Regions from separate parts of the Homo sapiens genome. Here region 1 is linked to region 2. Evidence: read pairs that join two places in POLR2A ChIA-PET (ENCODE). Cell type or tissue: endothelial cell of umbilical vein. All regions are shown on one strand. Each heading gives the region's core, and the rest is flanking DNA. Links, peaks and the distances in the headings are about the cores only. Region 1 overlaps ATRN (attractin). Region 2 has its middle 7.5 kb from the start of MAVS.

Region 1 (4,394 bases), core at 310-4,309, 230 kb after region 2:
TTCTTTGTTTCAAACTATATTTAAGGTTCTTGTACAGCCTTGTGGGTTTCATCATAAAGAAAAATTTTTTTTTTTTTTGGAGACAGGAGTCTTGCTCTGTCGCTCAGGCTGCAGTACAGTGGTGCAATCTTGGCTCGCTGCAACATCTGCCTCCTGGGTTCAAGTGATTCTTGTGCCTCAGCCTTGCAAGTAGCTGGGACTACAGGAACACTTCACCACGCCCAGCTAATTTTTTGTACTTTAGTAGAGACAGGGTTTTACTATGTTGCCCAGCCTGGTCTCAAACTCCTGAGCTAAAGCGATCTGCCCGCCTCGGCCTCCCTAAGTGCTAGAATTACAGCACAACCATATAATTCTTAAAACTCTTAAGATACAGACAATTAACACCAGGAGGTACGGATATGCACTGTTATTATACAATAAATATAAACATTAAAAGTATATCTGACACTATTCATAATAGCCAAAGAGTGAAAACCACCCAAGCATCCATCGATAGAAAAATGGATAAACAAAACGTGGTATATACATATAAGGAAGATTATTCAGCTATGACAAGGAATAAGTACTGAAACATACTAAACACGGGTGAACCTTGAAAACAGTATGCTAAGTGAGAGCATATCATGTGACTCAATTTATATAAAATGTCCAGAATAGGCAAATCCACAGAGACAGGAAATACAGACTGGGGGTTGCCGGAAGAGGGGGGAATGAGGACTGACTGCTAGGGGCTTCTTCTGGAAGTGGTGAAAATATTCTAAAATTGGCTGTAGTGACGGGTGGCTGCACGCTTCTGTGAATACACTGAAAACCACTGAATTGTGTACTTTAAATGAGCGAACTGTATGGTATGTAAATGATGTCTCAATAAAGCTGTTATAAGAAAAAAAGCACATCCAAGTGAACAAAAGTTTCACACATCCCTTGCTCAGTATAGCGATCCTGTTAGCACCCATAAACAGAACTCTAAAATCTAAATGAATGCCCAGTTCTCAATACCAATTCTGTGTTGCCTTTACTTGTGAACACTGGCCTCTTACATAAAACAGTAGATGAAACACCCAGCACGCAGACTTCTATATTAGCTCCACATTACAGTAACAACCTCTGTTGCAGAGTCGGGAACGAGCCAGAGCCTCACCACTCCACCTTCCCACCTCACACACTTTCTGTCCAACCATCTTCTATCTTGAATACCTACCGCCCACGCCCCCAAACTATGGACATAGCTGAAGCCGGCTGAGCCCCGGCTTACTGGGGAGAACAACTAGGATAGCTTTCAGAAAGCAGGGGCAGAGGGAAGGGTGCTCACCCACAGGAACAACCAATCAAAAAACAGGCACAACCGGCCCCAACACACCCGCCACCCTCCCAGAAACAGGACTTTTCAGTCTGTGGGTTTTGTTTGTTTTTTAGCTGCATCTACAAAGATTTTTATAGTCAGTTTCAAATTCCCTCAGCAGTTATAGGTTTTGATCTGTTCCTAATTATGGAAAAGAATCCTGGGATTGGTTCAGAGTGAAGGAACTTGAGTTTAGTATTACCATTTTTAAAGCCCCAATGCTTACACAAATTTCCAACTAGAGAATTAGATTTCCTCAGTTACTTTGCTTTAAAAAAATGAGAATCTCAATTTTTAAAATCTCATTTAAAAAATGAGAATCTCAATTTTTAAAATCTCATTTAAAAAAGGAGAATCTCAATTTTTAAAATCTCATTTAAAAAAGGAGAATCTCAATTTTTAAAATCTCATTTAAAAAAGGAGAATCTCAATTTTTAAAATCTCATTTAAAAAAGGAGAATCTCAATTTTTAAAATCTAATTTAAAAAATGAGAATCAAAGGCAAAACGGCTTTGCCTGCATCGAAAGCCATACTGAAATTTAACTGAATGGCCTACACTGCACTATTTAGACATTTCCCTACTGTCTTCCTTAAATAAGTCTCTCCATTTTTACTGAATTTGCACAGTTGCTAAATGTGTGTATTTAAGAGCCATGCTACACACCTAGAAAAGCTAAGTCTCTGGGGAAAAAACAGCAATAAAGAAACATGCAGCCCTTGTTGAGAACATGATGTATTTACCCAGGAAGACACGAGCTCAGCCCTCCACATAGCGCACAGCCAGATACGGTCCCCAAAGCAGAGAGAACCAGTGTCAACCAGGCTCTCATGCGAGGACTGAGAACACACGGTGACACGGGCCTAGTCACAGTGAATAGTGCAGTCATTTGTACCAAACAGCAAAAAGACACGTTTGCAATAGAACTTACCTGCGTTTTCAAGGAAAGCTTGGCAAACTAAATGGTGGGCATGCCATCGTTTATTTTCACAAGTGCTCCTGAATGCAGCATTCATAAGTGGATCTTAATTTAAGTTAGTGATCCAGAAAAGATAAGGAGCACCAGAAAACCAGGAAGAAAATCAACATCTCCTTGATTATGAAACTTAAAATTATTACTTCTTAGAAGTAAGTGTGGGGAAGAGCTCCCTCTAGAATGAAAGCTCTAAAACCACTTCAGTGACTTTCAGAGGGTGGAGCAATAGGGAACTGGGAGGAAAAAAACTCGGCATTGGCAACAAGTATGGCCATCTCCAGCACAAAAGCCTGCTTATAGGCACAGACTGGGAAAAGTGTCAGCAGCATAAGTCAAGATTTTCACTAAGAATCTAAAAAGTATTAATCATTTGTCAGCTATAAGCAACAAAGCACGATGTTCAATTAGATTGAGAATATGGAGAGGTATGTCAGTACAAAAACAATCTCAACTTAAAATGAGTAAATAAATAAATTTTATTTACTAGAACCCTAATCAAGTGTTTACATGAAAATAACCTAACAAATATATATAATCTATATCTTAATAGTGTCAGGAGATGTTGCCAAACTGAAATTATACTGACTGGAACCTAGAGCTCAACCTCTTTCGGATCGGAGAAACTACCGAAACCCCTGCAAGCTCTATTCCAAATGCAGCCTACAGCAGGGAGAATTCTAAGAATGCCCCCAAGATTTCCACCTCTTGATGGGCACGCTCTGTATCTTCCCTACTCCTGTGTGGGTAGGCCTGACCTAATCAGATAAGCTCCTTTAAAACAGGGTCTAGAGATCAGAGTCCTAAGAAGTCAGAGAAATTTGAAGCTTCAGGATACTTATTCAATATGTGCATAGGTATATAAGATCTAAAATTTTCATTTTCAAATGTTATATAAATGCAATCATGCAGTATATAAATTTCTAAGATTTTCTTTTTCAATCAGCAAAATTTGCTTGGGATTTATCAAAGTTGTTGTGTTTCTGTATATCAACAGTTCATTTCTTTTTGTTGCTGGGTATTAGGCCATGGTGTGTATGTAGCATCATTTATTTAAGCATTCATTTGTTGAGGAATATTTGGCTTGTTTCCAGTTTTGGGCTATTATAAATAAAGCTGTTAAATATTGCTTTCAAGTGCTATAAACACGGGTGTACAGAGATTTGTGAGAACACTGGTTTTCATTTCTCTAGGATAAATGCCTAGGAATGCAATTGCTGGGTTATATGATAAGTATAACATTAGTTTTTTAAGAAACAAAGTATTTTCCAGAGTGACTGTACCATCTTATATTCCCACCAACAATGTATGAGTGATCCAATCTTTCCCCACTCTCTCCAACATTTGGTGTTATTACTATTTTTAATTTTAGTCATTTTGATAAGTGTGTAGTGTTATCTCATTGTGCTTTCAATTTGCATTTCTCTAATGGTTATTTTATTTTTATTTTGAGAGGCAGTCTCATTCCGTTGCCCAGGCTGGAGTGCAGTAGCACAATCTCAGCTCACTGTAACCTCTGCCTCCCAGGTTCAAGCGATTCTCCTGCCTCAGTATCCTGAGTAGCTGGGACTATAGGCATGTGCCACCATGCCTGGCTAATTTTTGTATTTTTAGTAGAGACGGGGTTTTGCCATGTTGGCTAGGCTGGTCTTGAACTCCTGACCTCAAGTGGTGATCTGCCTGCCTTGGCCTCCCAAAGTGCTGGGATTTCAGGTGTGAACCACACCTGGCCTCTCTAATGGTTATTGATGCCGATCATCTTTTATGTCATTATTTGCCATATGTATATCCTCTTTGGTTAAATGTCTATTCATGTCTTTTGCCCATTTTCTAACTGAATTGTTCGTTTGTTTACTGTTGAGTTTTGAGAGTTATTATATTCTAGATTCAAGTGCTTTCCCAGAAATATGGTTTGCAAATATTTTCTCCCAGTCCATAGCTTGCCTTTTCATCTTCATAACAGGGTTTCTCACAGAGCAAAAACTTTTGGTTTTATGTGGTCCAGTTTATCAAGTTTTCCTTTTATGAATCACGTTTTTAGTATCGAGTCTAAAAAGGTTTTGTTTCGTTTTGGGAT
Region 2 (4,394 bases), core at 277-4,276:
TAGAATATTTCCATTTCCCCAAAAGTTCCCAAGGCCTGGCATGATGCTCACACCTGTAATCCCAGCATTTTGGCAGATTGAAGCAGGAGAATTGCTTGAGCCCAGGAATCAGAGACCACCCTGGGCAACATGGCAAAACCCTATCTCTATGAAAAGTACAAAAAATTAGCCAGGCATGGTGGCACGCTCCTCTAGTCTCGGCTACCTGGGAGGCTGAGGCGGGAGGATCAATTGAGCCCAGGAGGTCGAGGTGGAGGTTGCAGTGAGCCATGATCGCATCACTGCATCTGAAGCTTCACTTGTTCAGAACTCAGTTCTGGAGTTCCTTCTGAGCTACTGATCCTCCCGCCTCAGCCTCACAAGTAGCTAGGACGACAAGCACATACCACTGGCCTTTTTTTTTTTTTTTTTGAGGCGGCGTCTCGCTCTGTCACCCAGGCTGGAGTGCAGTGGCGCTATCTTGGCTCACTGCATGCTCTGCCTCCCAGGTTTATGCCATTCTCCTGCCTCAGCCTCCCGAGTAGCTGGGACTACAGGCACCTGCCACTATGCCCGGCTAATTTTTTGTATTTTTAGTAGAGATGGGTTTCACCGTGTTAGCCAGGATGGTCTCGATCTCCTGACCTCGTGATCCGCCCGCCTCGGCCTCCCAAAGTACTGGGATTACAGGCATGAGCCACCGCGCCCGGCCACCACTGGCTCTTTTTAAATTTATTTTTTGTAGAGACAGGGTCTTGCTATGTTACACAGGCTGGTCCCAAACTCCTGGGCTCCAGCAGTCCTCCCACTTTGGATTCCCAAAGTGCTGAAACTACAGTTTTGAAGCACATTAGACCTCTTACTGCTTTGACTGCTTTTTTTTTTTTGAGACTCTTTTAGCCCAGGCTGAAGTGCAATGGCACGATCTCATCTAACTGCAACCTCCACCTCCAACCTCCACTTCCTGGGTTCAAGCAATTTTCCTGCCTCAGGCTCTGAGTAGCTGGGATTACAGGTGTGCACCACCACATCCGGCCAATTTTGTATTTTTAGGAGAGACAGGGTTTCACCATGTTGGCCAGGCTGGTCTGAAACTCCTGACCTCAGGCTATCCTCCTGCCTTAGCCTCCCAAAGTGCTGGGATTACAGGCGTGAGTCACCATGCCCGGCCTCTGACTGCTTTTTAACTCACCTTCCCTCAGGGCAGGAACCAGAGCCTATGGTAATACTCAATCATATTTATTTGTTTTTGTTTTTGGCGAGAGTGCAGCGACTGGAGTGCAGTGGGACGACTGTGGCTCACTGCAACCTCCGCCTCCTGGGTTCAAGTAATTCTTGTGTTTCAGCCTCCCAATTAGCTGGGATTACAGGTGTGCGCCACTACACCCAGCTAATTTTTTATTTTTAGTAGAAACGGGGTTTCACCATGTTGGCCAGGCTGGTCTCGAACTCCTGACCTCAGGTGATCTGCCTGCCTTAGCCTCCGAAAGTGTTGGGATTACAGGCGTGAGCCACGGTGCCCAGCCCCTCAATCATATTTGTAAACTCTTCCAGAACACTGAGGGGAAAGATAAATTTCTATTCATTAAAAGCAGTGTAGAAAGTCAGAGTAACTTTTTCTTTTTTTTCTTTTCTCTCTTTCTCTTTCTCCTTCCTTCCTTCTTTTTTTTTTTTTTTTTTTCGAGACAGGGTCTCACTCTGGTTGCCCAGGCTGGAGTGCAGTGGCGTGATCTTGGCTTACTACAGCCTTGACCCCCTGGGCTCAGGTGATTCTTCCACCTCAGCCTCCCAAGTAGCTGGGACTACAGGCTCATGCCACCACACCCAGCTAATTTTTTGTATAGATGGGGTTTCTCCATGTTGCCCAGGCTGGTCTCAAACTCCTGGACTCAAGCAATCCACCTGCCTCAGCCTCCCCAGAGTGCTGGGATTACAGGCGTGAGCCACCATGCCTGGCCCAGCCAGGGTAACTTCTGAACATAGGGTGACTTGCAGCAGGAAACTTGCAGGCCCTACACAGCTGCTTCCTTTCTGTAACTTGTGGCTTATCTCCTCGGAAATTGCAAGCAGTCCTGGGAGTAGCATCCTTGAGAGATTAAGAGATATCTTCTATTGTTTCTCTCTGCTTCTCAGCACAAAGAAAAAGTTACATGGTGATGTTGCAGAGTCCCTGGCCCCAGGGGTTTCCTATAAGCCACCTATTCATTCATTCCTTCATTCATTCCTTAGTTCGTTCAGTATATATTGGGTGCCTGTTATGTGCTAGCCGTTGGGTATAATGTAGAAAACAAAAGAGACACAACTCGTGGAGGTTATAACAAGATGGAAAAAAGAAATGGTAAACTAAATAACACAAAAGAAAGACTATGTAGCGGGGGAACGTTGTTGAAAAAGTTGGTAAAGCTCTATGTGCCTCTTAAGGAAAATGCATAATTCATCTCCAGAAGGATATGTCTTTCTGTGGCCCCCTTCAGAACAGACAGACATCAGTGGGGAAGGAGGTCTTGCCCACGAGTTTCATCGTGTTCCTTGAGTCTGTAATTTCAAAGCGGAGTTGAAAACATGCTTTGAGATGCTAACGGTGGAGCTTCAGGTCTGCATTTTTCTTTCTCTTTTTTTAGTGGGCACAGCTATGATATCAAAAGGTAGGCCTGGAACCAAGCTGATGGGAGAGGGAAGACCTGAACTGGTCAGTATAAGAAGGAAATGAGAAATGAACAGGAATGAAATGGGGCGCGAGTGGTCAGAGAGCAAAGAAGGAAGTGTGGGCAGTGAGTGCCTGATGGCTGCGGAGTTTCTGTTTCAAACGATAAAAAAAAATTTTAGAAATGGACACAACATTGGCCGGGCACGGTGGCTCACACCTGTAATCCCAGCACTTTGGGAGGCTGAGGCGGGTGGATCACCTGAGGTCAGGGGTTCGAGACCAGCCTGGCTAATATGGTGAAACTCCATCTCCACTAAAAATAAAAAAATTAGCCAGGCGTGATGGCAGGCGCCTATAATCCCAGCTACTCGGGAGACTGAGGCAGGAGAATCACTTGAACCCAGGAGGTGGAGGTTGCAGTGAGCCAAGATTGCGCCATTGCACTCCAGCCCGCGTGACAAGAGCGAGACTTTGTCTCAAAAATAAAAAATAAAATAAAAATAATGGACATAACATTGTGAATGTGCTTAATGCCACCAGATTCTACACTTAAAAATGGTTAAATGGTCTTTTTAATGTTAGGTATATTTTACAATAAAAAAGAAAAAAACAACAATTTTCTTTTTTTTTAGGATCGAGTCTTGCTCTTGTCGCCCAGGCTGGAGTGCGGTGGCGCAATTTCGGCTCACTGCAACCTCCGCATCCTGAGTTCAAGCAATTCTCCTGCCTCAGCCTCCCTAGTAGCTGGGATTACAGGCATGCACCACCACGCCTGGCTAATTTTTGTATTTTTAGTAGAGACAGTGTTTCACCATGTTGGCCAGGCTGGTCTCCAACTCCTGACCTCAGGTGATCCACCCGCCTCAGCCTCCCAAAATGCTGGGATTACAGGCGTGAGCCATTGTGCCTGGCCAAAAAAAACCCCACAATTTTTTAATTAAAAAAAATGAAAAGGAATGTAGCCCCAGCTACACAGGAGGATGAGGCCGGAGGATTGCTTGAGCTGAAGAGTTCCAGCCTGGGCAAAAGAGAGAGATCCCATCTCTCCAAAAAAAGAAAAGAAAAGAAAAAAGCTCTTTTTGGCTGGGTGCAGAGACTCACCCCTGTAATCCCAGCACTTTGGGAGGCCGAGGCAGGCAGATTACTTGAGCTTAGAAGTTTGAGACCAGCCTGGGCAACATGGCAAAACCCTGTCTCTACCAAAAGTACAAAAAGAAAATTAGCTAGGGCCAGGCATGGTGGCTCACACCTGTAATCCCAGCACTTTGGGAGGCCAAGGTGGGCGGATAACCTGAGGTCGGGAGTTCGAGACCAGCCTGACCAACATGGAGAAACCCCATCTCTACTAAAAATACAAAATTAGTCAGGCAATGCCTGTAATTCCAGCTACTCAGGAGGCTGAGGCAGAAGAATCGCTTGAACCCGAGAGGCGGAGATTGCGGTGAGCCGAGATAGCGCCATTGCACTCCAGCCTGGGCAACAAAAGCGAAACTCCGTCTCACAAAAAAAAAAAAGAAAAAAGAAAGAAAAAGAAAAGAAAATTAGCCAGGCTTGGTGGCACATGCCGGTGGTCCCAGCTACTCGGAAGCCTGAGGGGCCGAGGTGGGAAAATTGCCTGAGCCTGGGAGGCAGAGGTTGCAGTGAGGCGAGATCATGCCATTGCACCCCAGCCTGGGCAACAGAGTGAGACCTCATCTCAAAAAAAGAAAAAAAAAAAGCTTTTAAAAATACAATTTTATTAAGATAGGATCTCGCTTTGTTGCCCAGG

The links. ChIA-PET counts read pairs that join two places held together with the same protein. Peaks named below come from ENCODE experiments on the same cell type or tissue, not always from the same donor. Only the 100,000 strongest peaks of a DNase experiment are listed, where the experiment ranks them.
Region 1: POLR2A ChIA-PET joins it to region 2 with 7 read pairs; 2 of 35 experiments call an interaction of 5 or more read pairs at or near these places.

Annotation. Positions count from the first base shown.
Region 1 is chr20:3,611,115-3,615,508 of GRCh38, reverse strand. All of the region lies in intron 24 of ATRN (attractin), which reads right to left. Among named protein-coding and RNA genes, the nearest start is that of GFRA4, 50 kb to the left of the region's middle. In endothelial cell of umbilical vein, for the core only: no CTCF peak of the experiment used is centred there; no DNase peak of the experiment used is centred there.
Region 2 is chr20:3,837,150-3,841,543 of GRCh38, reverse strand. No RefSeq gene overlaps it. Among named protein-coding and RNA genes, the nearest start is that of MAVS, 7.5 kb to the left of the region's middle. In endothelial cell of umbilical vein, for the core only: no CTCF peak of the experiment used is centred there; a DNase peak (open chromatin) is centred at 2,033.